2 separate regions of the Homo sapiens genome follow, and region 1 is linked to region 2. Evidence: chromatin loops called from intact Hi-C (ENCODE). Cell type or tissue: PC-9. All regions are shown on one strand. Links, peaks and the distances in the headings refer to the core of each region. The heading gives the core; the rest is flanking DNA.

Region 1 (5,387 bases), core at 166-5,165, 120 kb after region 2:
CTTGATATATAGCAGGAGGTGAAAATTGAATATAAATATAGGGACACAGATATAAAATGGCCAAAAATCCTTTTGGTATCTTCTCATTGTGAAAATTGAGAGGCCAATTCTATTTGAGGTTGCCAAATAGAGTAGGCACCTATCTTACTAGTTATTTCCAGGCATGGTGCCTGTAAAGACACCACCGTTGTCCAGAAATCCATGACCTCTGGTTAGGAACTCACCTGCTTCTAAGTGCCTGGAGTCATTTGCGCTGCTGAGCCTTTCCTGAGCCCTTGGCAAGGCTGACTGGTTTTATAATTCTAACCTCTGCTTTTATATATTCTTATCTTTATCTTTGTTCTTACCTCTATAAAATGAGGATGGTTATATTTCCTTGCCCATCTCCACGGTTGATGGATGCAAGTTATTTCATGAAGCGATTGTAGTATTTTATCTGCGATGTAAATTTTTATGCGATTGTGTGACAGGTCATATTTCCCCATTTTCCTTTATAGTTGTGGATAGAGTTTTATTTAAAGAGTCAATAAAATGTTTTTCTTTTAAATACAGCGTAGAAATGCATGACCACTTTCGTGCACCTGAGAAAGTTGGTGAAAAGAATAGATTATCACATGCTTGAGAAGTTCCTCTTTGTTCTAAGTTGTATTGAGTCAGATCGAGTTCCTTTGCTAAACTCAGTGCAATTCCTGCATTCTCTCAGCAGCGAAGAGGCCATCTCAATACAAATGGAACATTTTGATCGCAGAACAGAAGACCATGTGCACGTTCCAGGGCTACTTAGGTGTTTTGGTGAGGATTGGGCATACCTGGTGTCTGGGCTTTAGGACATCACTGCCTGACATCATTCCTTCCCGGTACTGTCTTTGGAGGGTAACTGTGTGTGTCATTGTGTTTTGCAGAGCACATGTAGGGTTAGGTGGTTGCTGTCAAGTGAAAGGGAATCCAGGCTGGCAGTACACATACAGGTGGTGTCAGTGTTCAGGGAGGAAGGGGCTGAGAGTGGGCACTGCAGGCCTTATGCAGGATGCAGAAGTGGACTGGGGAGCCCCCAGGTGGCCAGTGGGTGGGCTACTGCTAAGAGTGGATGGTCAAATGCTCTGCAAAATATGAAAAGCTGCAAAACCACAGAAGTCCCTCCATCATCATCATCATCATCATCATTATTATTATTATTCCCATCCAAAGGTGCAGGAACAGTATTTCTTAGGAATATATATGCAATATAGTACTTAAAGAACCAGCCTTTGCAATGTTGGTGTTAATATAAAAGAGATTTCTGGATAAACCTACTATCTCCCCATCCTCTAGGGCTCCTATCTCATCTGTCTCCATTCTTTTGAAGCCCTCCAGAGTGATTCAGGGAAAATTTTCTCCAGTTCCTCTGCTTTTTAGTTGGTATAGTCTCTGCTTCTCTGCACTGGGCTATTGTCCAGATAAATGAAGTAGACTCCTGGATTTGTAGACTTTCTAAGTGGAAGTAGATGGAAGTGAGGATGTCTGCTGGAAGGTAAGCTCCTGAAGGCCCCAGGGCTGAATCCCCACCTCCCAGACCAGAGTCTGACACACAGCGACGGCTCAAGGTAGTAGAACCTCTATCAATGCAGAGGGAATGAAGGGACCTCAGAGATCACTGTGGCCACGTCACCCATTTTACAGATGGAGACTGGAAGAGCAGGGAGGTTTAGACACTTGCCCAAGATCCCGTAGTTGTTGGTAGAGTTAGAAACTAAAACAAAGGGTCCAGGTCATAAACCCAGAGTTGTTTCCTAATACATTGGCCTTCTACTGTTACAGAGCCATAGGACTCTGCATTCATGTTTACCCATTCATTCACAAACTAAGCGTTCATTCATACAATGTGATTGGTAGATCTTAGACCAATGGCTTTCGTTCTGCTTGGACATTAGAATCACCTGGAGCAAAAACCAAAGTTGCCAGGTAGGGGGGTGATTTGATTTACTTTTACCTGGACATAAGTATTTTTCTTAAGTGTCCCAGGTGATCTGCAGAAGCAACAGGGTTGAGCACCACCGTGGCAGACTTGGCTGGTCCTAACTACCAGCCGTGGTGGGCGAGTGAAGATATTCCTTTGGCTGGGTGGTAAGTGCCCTGACGAGATGCCCATGGGCACCCACCTCCTTCCCTGCACCGTTCCTGATGCCGAAGGCCCTTGGACAGCCTGCACTAGCTGGATCTGGCTCCGGTAGAGGCGAGGGAAGGATAACACCATAATGACCAGGCGTGTGCCTCGGCTGTCTGCTGCCTCTGTGCAGACATCTCTGAGACTAGCTGCAATGGGGCCAGTTAGCTTTGCCATCCCCCCTTCAGAGTATCATTCAGTTGTCCTGGAGACAACCCTCATGGAGCCAGGTGCTTTGTTGGGGATTCAAAGAAAGGTAAGACGAAGTCCCCATCAGGAGGGACCCTCCGTGGGCAGGAGGAAGTGTGTTTTGATATTAGTATAAAGCGAGGTTGTACTATTTTGTTTAATGCTAGGATTTAAAAATCAGTTTTCCTGGAAACCTTTGCTGTTTGCTTTTTACAAAATTTAATAGTATGGCCATGATGACATCATCAATGTTTAAACTGCCTTATTGGACCCTCCTAGTCCTCCTGCCATGAAGGGGCTGCGTTCTAAGGGTGAGTGTGTGAGGTGGAGCCGTGGGGAGGAAGCTGGGACTGAATGCGAACGAGAGCTGGACTCGGGACACCATCTGAGATTGCCACACACCTGAGGCTTCTTTTTGAGGTACAAAAGGAGCAGTTTCTTACTTCCCAAAGTAAGTCAAAACCTGAGTCTGTTCAGTTCTCAGGCCTCACAAACTTTCATTGAGTGTAGCAAAAGGAAGACAGGAAGAAACCTGTACTTATCACCACCTGACATCAGCCTGAGTGCCAGCTGGCCGGCGACACCACTGGGAGCTGGGACTGCTAGTGTGGAACCCACAGAGGGTGGCATTGCAGGACAAGTCAGCAGATGGGCTCACGACAGGAATGCCCCAAAGCTGTCCAAGCTGACCCCACTTCGGGTGCAGGAAAGCCGTGCTCCGAGGGTGGCCCCTGTCCAAATGCCACCGGGGGCTGGTGACCGGGGCGAACTATGGCCAGAACATGAGACTTCTGTGGTTTGTAAAGGGGGACTGATGTCAGGGAAGAGAGATGGTGCCCTAATTGTCTTAATTATGGTTTATGTCAAGAGAGATGACGTTTTAATGGTTCTAATGACAGTTCCAGGCTGTCAGTACACTCTTAAGTCCTATTGTCTTGAAGCAATTTCTGAACAGGTGAAGAAACCCCTGCAAAACAGAGGGGCCTCCCCAGCGATGGCGACTGTTGCACAGTTCAGAGGAGGCCTGGGAGCATGTGAGCAGAGCGGTCAGTGGCCTTTGTCCTCACTACGGTGGTGGCTCCATGGATGCTCTGGATCCTAGGGAAGGAAGGAAGGAAGAACAGCAGTTCAGGAGGGCCAAGGAAAGGGCCTCCCGCCTGGACCGGGTGTGGAATTGACGCTGAGTAACACACCTGTGCAGGTGGACTCTGTGAGCAAGGCAAGAGGAGATGAGGAGAGCATCCGCAGGGGAAGAGGCCAAGACTGCATCCTGAGAAGGAAGTGTTGTCAGTTGCTCTTGCTGGGGTGAAGCTGACCAGACCGCAGGTTCTTCCTGGAGCCAGTGACAATGCCGACAGCTGACACAGAGGGAGCACATGACTTGCGCTTGGCATTTTCACCTGCATTATCTTGTTTATTCCTCACATCAACCCTATAAGGTATGTGCCATTACTGTCCTTGTCTTCCAGCCAAGGAAACTGAGGCACAGCCCTATCAAATGACTCCCACCAGGTCACGCAGCTGATAGGTGCCAGAGCTGGCTGCAGACCCAGGGAGGCTGCCTGCAGACCCCAAGCTACAAACCTGTTCTAATGGCTGAGAGCTGAACACACCTCCGGAGCCTCCCAAGGGAAAGGAAGGGATGAGCTGGGAAGATGGACAGTGCTGCCCAGGAGGGGACTGGGGAAGGGTAGCAGAGGGGCCATAGGACCTTGGAGGATGGCCACTGAATGGCTCTGACTGAAGATAGCACTGGGCTGGGTGAGCCGGCAGAGACATAGCGCCCTGGAAGTCTGGCCTTCAGCATCCTGTGCTGTAATTGCTCAACTCCAGGTACAGGATGGGGCATGGCAGGCCTGCCAGTGAAGAGAAACGGGGAGGGCTTAGGGCTCACCTCACTCATCCTTGAGGCTTCTCTCATGGAGCCTGTGCCAGCTCAGGCCAGGCAAGAACCGCATCTCATTCCCTGCTTATCCCAGGCTCTGCCCTGGTCCCTACAAGCCCTCTGGGAGGAAGAGTGGGACAGTATGAGGAGGAGAGCAGAAGCCCTCCCCCCACCCAACCCACAAAGATCTGCTCAAGCAAAGTGAGTCCAGGAGCTGTCAGAGGAGCAGGGTTTTCTCTGGGGGGTGGGTGTTCCCCCTCTTAGCCCAAGCTCTGCCACACGAGAAGCAGATGTCTTGTTCTAATCTTCAAGTGGGATGATTCGTGGACACTGCCATTAGCTAGTTTTCTTAACATGAAGAGACAGCTGCTTAGTGGCTATTTCTATGTGGGCTGAGCTCATTCAGTAGAGCAGCTTTCCCCTCTGGAGAACAAGAGAATGATAAGCGAGCATAAATCATGCTAAAAGGAACGACTCCTCATCATGAGTCATTAGGACACATGCCACATTGGCGAGCAGATGAAAAACCTTTGATGAAGACCAGTTGTAAAAGCACAAGCTAATGCTGGAGAAATGCATCATGGTGACTTGAAAGTGTAATATATGCATGCTCACGCTTTCGGTCTTAAAAAAAAAAATTGCAGTAAATGTCAAGAGTGGTCAGAAACCATTTCCTGTGCTGGACCCTGCAGGGAGAGGTTCAGGGAAGGGTGGGTTTGGAAGAATACTTCAAATCAGTGAGTGCTAAGCATATTTTGGCACAGTCCTTCTGGAATGGCATCAGGAATGTGAACCACAGTCCTAAACAGGTATGTCCTGTTATGTGACAGTAGCTATAATAGAACGTCACTTCAGGGTTTCGAGAGCACATATCAGAGCATGGTTGAAAAATCATCCAGAGAAATTCCAAAGAAGACCATGAAGTTGCAAGTGCCACCTTTGTCCCTTTCTACAAGGAGCAGGAGGCAGTATGCCAGGGCTAAGGCATCAGCTCTGCACCCAGGCAACCTGCTCAGTGTCCCTGTTCTACCACTTCATAGCTGTGTGACTGTGGTGGTTAATTTAGGTGTCAACTTGACTGGGTTAACAGACACCGAGAAAGCGGGTAAAGCATTATGTATGGATGTATCCATGAGGAGGGTGTTTCTGGAAGAGATCAGCATTTGAATT
Region 2 (5,387 bases), core at 157-5,156:
TTTAATATACTTTAAGTTTTGGGGTACATGGCAGAACGTGCAGTTTTGTTACATAGGTATACAGGTGCCATGGTGGTTTGCTGCACCCATCAACCCGTCATCTACATTAGGTATTTCTCCTAATGTTATCCCTCCCCTAGCTCCCCATCCCCCTGACAGGCGCCCCAGTGTGTGATGTTCCCCTCCCTATGTCCATGTGTTCTCATTGTTCAACTCCCACTTATGGGTGAGAACATGCGGTGTTTGGTTTTCTGTTCTTCTGATAGTTTGCTGAAAATGATGGTTTCCAGCTTCATCCATGTCCCTGCAAAGGACATGAACTCATCCTTTTTCATGGCTGCATAGTATTCCGTGGTGTATAAGTGCCACATTTTCTTTATCCAGTCTGTTATTGATGGACATTTGGATTGGTTCCAAGTATTTGTTATTGTGAATAGTGCTGCAATAAACATATGTGTGCATGTGTCTTTATAGTGGAATGATTTATAATCCTTTGGGTATATACCCAGTAATGGGATTGCTGGGTCAAATGGTATTTCTAGTTCTAGATCCTTGAGAAATCACCACACTGTCTTCCACAATGGTTGAACTAATTTACACTCCCACCAACAGTGTAAAAGCCTTCCTATTTTGGTTTTGTTTTCATCCTGGGTTTTTTGTTGTTGTTGGTAGTGTTCTTCAGAGCCTGCATTAGGATTTAGGGTCTACATTATACCTCAAAATGCAGCTGTTGTCCGCCTATGGAAAGGTACATTCCTGAAATTAAGCATACTAAGTAAAACTTTTAAGCTAAAATCATTATTTCAGCCAATTTCAGTATAATTTGAGAATATCATATAAAAGATGATTGAAAAAGAAATCTGGCCCCATCATTCATTTCTAAAATATGACAATTTTAAAGTTGAAAAATGGACATAGAATAAGTTATACACCCATATTTTTGCCAGCCAGATTCTACTATATGTACTTCAGAACTTTCAACATTTAAAGATGTAAAATGTTAAAGATATATTTATAGCCATACCTTTTCTCCCCACCCATTCAGACTATTTTATCTCAGTCTTCCTTTTGCAGAGGCTATACTACTGTGAAGTTGGTTGGTTCGTGTGTGTGTACACACACACATACCCCTAATCAATATCTGATACTCTTCATGTATTTAACTGTTAAGTAAATGGTACCCTACTATATATGACAACCTTCTGCAACTTTTTAAAAAATCAATATATATTTTAGACTTATTCATATATGTGCTTGGTTCATTCCTTTTAATTGAATGACTAAATCATAATTTGTGTACTCCTCTGTTGATAATAAATATGTTTTCCCCAACTTTTTGATATTGCAATGGTGAGAGGATCCTTGCTATCTTAGGTATGGGTGTAAGCTCTAGGGAACCTATTACAAGTGAATTACTAAGCTGTAGAGTACACAAATTTTTTACTGTAACGTATTTTGTTAAGTTGCTTTCCAAATTGGTTGTACCAATTTATGTGCCTACTTATTGGAGAGCTCTGGTTACCTATGTGGTTGTTAATACTTGGTAATTTCAGGCTTTTTAAATGTTGCCAAGCTGGATGTTAAATATTTCATTGTTTTAATTGGCATTTTTCTCATTACTAAAGACTCTAAGATTCTTATGTGTTTATATGTTCTTCGTATTTCTTCTTTGAATTATTTATCTTTATTTACTCATGTTTCTTTTTAAGTTTAGTTTAAACAATCCTCCTCTCTTTCCTGAGCTCCGAAATAAATGTTGATAATTTCTTCTAAATTTAAAATTTTTGCTTTTCGCTTTTAGAATAACTGGAATTTAATTTTTATTTCTTGTATGAGATCCATGTCTGTTTCCCCCCATCTGGAAAACCAATTGCTCTAGTAACATTTGTTGAATCCTTTTCCACTTCTGATAACCAGCAAGCACACACAGATATGCTTCTGGGTTCTTTGTCCTACTGTTCTATTTACCTCCGTTCCAGCATCATATTGTTCTCAGTATCCCGTACTTCACAATAAGCCTTCAGTGTTTAGATTGGTTGGCGTGATGGTTAAGCTTGATTGGATTGAAGGATGCAAAGTATTGATCCTGGGTGTATCTGTGAGGGTGTTGCCAAAGGAGATTAACATTTGAGTCAGTGGGCCGGGAAAGGCAGACTCACCCTTAATCTGGATGGGCTTCATCTAATCAGCTACCAGCATGGCCAGAACATAAAGCAGGCAGAAAAAAAAAATGTGAAAAGACTAGACTGACTTAGCCTCCCAGCCTACATTTTTCTCCTGTGCTGGATGCTTCTTTCCCTTGAACATCGGACTCCGGGCTCTTCAGCTTTGGGACTCAGACGGGCTTCCTTGCTCCTCAGCTTGCAGACAGCCTATTGTGGGACTTTGTGATCATGTGAGTTAATACTCCTTAATAAACTCCCCTTTATATACCTCTCTATTAGTTCTGTCCCTCTAGAGAACCCTGACTAATAGAGTTGGTATGTGGTGGTGCAGAGGGCAGACACTGAAGCCAGCTTGCTGGAGTTTGCAGATCAGCTCTGCCACCTGGCTCCTGACATGTGATGTTGAGAAAGTAACTAACCATCCTGTGTGCCCAGACTTTCCTAGGTTTAGCACTGAAGATGACACATCACAGGAAACCTCTCAGTGCCAGGCAAATTGGGATCGTTGCTCACCCCAAACCTTGAACAAACTATGTAATCTTTTTCTTTCCCCATTTTCCCTTGATGAAATGGTGATAAAGATCATATCTACCTCCACAGGGCCGTAGTGCAGGTGAAATGAAAGAATACATATACAGTGCTTTGAACAGTGCTCAGACCATGCTAAGTATTCAATAAAGTATAAAGTTTAATGTCTCCTTTCCTTCTCCCCTCCTCTCCTTTTAAAGTTATCTTGACTAGCCCTGAAACTTTAGTGTTTCCATATGAACTTCAGAATCTTCTTGCTAAGTTCTGCAAAATACTGTATGGGGACTTGTAGGCTAATTTAGGGGAGAATTGACATCCTCATGACATCAAGGCTTCCCATCATGAATGTGGTGATTTCTCTATTTATTTGTTCCCTTTAATGCTATTCAATAAGTTTTCAATAATATTCTCTTCAATGTTCTTGTGCATCTTTGTAAGATATATTTCTAGATATCCTAAGTACCTAATAGATTTATTGTCACTTTAGATGGTATCACTATTTTTAAAAGATTTTAACTTTTTAATATGAAATTTTTAAACATACACAGAAGTAGACAGACTGCAATCAATACCTGTGTTTCTATCACTCAGTTTCAACAAGTGCCAGTTCATGGCTGTTCTTGTTTTATCTGTGGAGTCATTTCCTTATTGAAAGTTGTAATTGATGTTTTCTTTTCAGTGTATATGAATGTTACTTATTTTTGTAGGTTGACTTTGAATTCAGAAATCTTGCTCAATTTTTTTTTAATCCTGATGATTCAAATCATAGGTAGGTGTTTGCTCAATTTTTATTCTAATAGTTTGTCTGTAGATTGACGTCATAGAAATTCTAAGAGAATAATCACCTGAAAGGGTAAGTTTTGTTTTTTCCTATACATTCCTTATTCATTCTACTTCCTTTATTTTTCTTGTTTCATTGGGTAGCATATCCATTACAATGATAAACAAAAGGATTAGCCAGGCCCAGTGACTCATACCTGTAATCTCAGCACTTTGAGAGGCTGGGGGGTGGGGAGGGGGGATTACTTGAGCCCAGAAATTTGAGACCAGCCTGAGCAACATAAGGACACCCCATTTCTACAAAAAAAAAAAAGTCATATATGTGGCATGCACCTGTAGTCCCAGCTACGCAGGGAGGCTAAGGTGGGAGGATTGCTTGAGCCCAGGAGGTCGAGGCTGCTGTGATCTTGCACTGCACTCCAGCCTGGGAGACACAGTGAGACCCTGACCCTGTCTCAAAAAAGAAAGAAAAAAAAAAAAGAAGAAGAAGAAGTGATTGCTAGTCTCCTTGTTTTTTTTTTTTTTAACTTTAATGAAAATAACTAACTTTTGCTATCTTTACACCTTTCTTTTCTTTCTTCTATTGTTGTAGGATTATTTATACCTACTCTTTCCCAGTTCTGTTAATTTAGAGGTTACATATTCTGTTTCCACAGTTTTAGTAGTACCATTAAATTTTTAACATTTGCATTTCAGACACAGAGTCCAAAGGTAGTCAGTAACTTTGGCCTCCTCCCAAACAATTACAAGCTAACCATGGTTTAGTGCCCTTCATTGTGCCTCCTGTTTTTTTATTATTGTCTAGAATTTTAGTTCTGCCATTTTGAAACCCATCTCTCATCAAAAAAGATAGTGGGGAAATACTAGGCTTTGTTCTGTGCTGAGCAGTCCAGGCTTATGCTGATTTATCCAATGCAACTAGTTTCCTTTCTTTCCTTTCTTTTTCTTTCTTTCTTTCTTTTTTTTTTTTTAACCATGGCTTCTTGCAAACCACTTCCACTTCTGGATCCAGTCGCTTCTTATTGAAGTAGTCTTCATTGAAGGTCTCTGAGTAGCAAATTCCCTATATTTGTTTGCCTGGAAAATGTTTTTCTTTTTCATGAATGTTAGTCTAGGTATGTATGGATAACCAAACCAGAGGTTGGCGATTTTTTTCTTTTAGCAGATATTACCTGTTGTATCCTTGCGTCTCCTGTTGTTGTTAAGGAGTCTTTCATTTAATGACTGTGCCTTTGCACTAAACCTGCCTTTTTCTCTGGTTACTTTTAAGGTAGTTCTTTGGTGGTGGTGGTGGAGTGTGTGTGTTTGTGTATGTGTAGTTCTGTATTTTATTCGTGTGTTTTTATATGGTTTTATATTAAATTTGTGTATTTCTGGCCTTGTGGTGCTTCTTGAATCCAATCAATTATTTAAAAAAATGTAGCAAGCATCTCTTTAATTACTGCCTTGCCGTTTTTGCTTCATCACTTCCTTTGGAACTTTTGTTATATGTAGTTGGGCCTTATAATTCAGTCCTCCTGTTTTTAGCTTCTCTTCATCTCTTTATCACTCTTTGCTTTATATTCTGGGTGATGTCTACAAGTCTAAATTTCAGTTTACCAATTCTCTCTTGAGCTGTGTCTAAATGCTGTTTAAACTGTCTATTGACTTCACATTTTTCAATATCTTTACTTTTTCACGTATGGAAGCTTTGTTTTGCTCTTTTTCAAACTTGCCTGATCTTCTTAAAATGTAATATTTTAAAATTATCTTTTATTATCTTTTCTTTGTATTCTTACATGTCTTTAATAATTTGGGATTTATATATTGTTATCCATTTCAGGTTATTATTTAAAGTTCTTAGGATGCTGATTCTGTATTACTGTGGATTATCTCTTCCAATGCCTTGCAATTTTAAATTGTGAGTTCATTTTC

What was found. Peaks named below come from ENCODE experiments on the same cell type or tissue, not always from the same donor. Only the 100,000 strongest peaks of a DNase experiment are listed, where the experiment ranks them.
Region 1: it touches region 2 in a loop (2.8-fold over the local background); 5 of 110 quality-filtered maps call a loop at or near these places.

What each region holds. Positions count from the first base shown.
Region 1 is chr10:126,252,698-126,258,084 of GRCh38, reverse strand. The region is part of intron 3 of ADAM12 (ADAM metallopeptidase domain 12); the gene reads left to right. Among named protein-coding and RNA genes, the nearest start is that of ADAM12, 130 kb to the left of the region's middle. In PC-9, for the core only: no CTCF peak of the experiment used is centred there; no DNase peak of the experiment used is centred there.
Region 2 is chr10:126,374,309-126,379,695 of GRCh38, reverse strand. The region is part of intron 1 of ADAM12 (ADAM metallopeptidase domain 12); the gene reads left to right. Among named protein-coding and RNA genes, the nearest start is that of ADAM12, 11 kb to the left of the region's middle. In PC-9, for the core only: no CTCF peak of the experiment used is centred there; DNase peaks (open chromatin) are centred at 2,545 and 3,545; H3K27ac peaks cover 1,025 bases.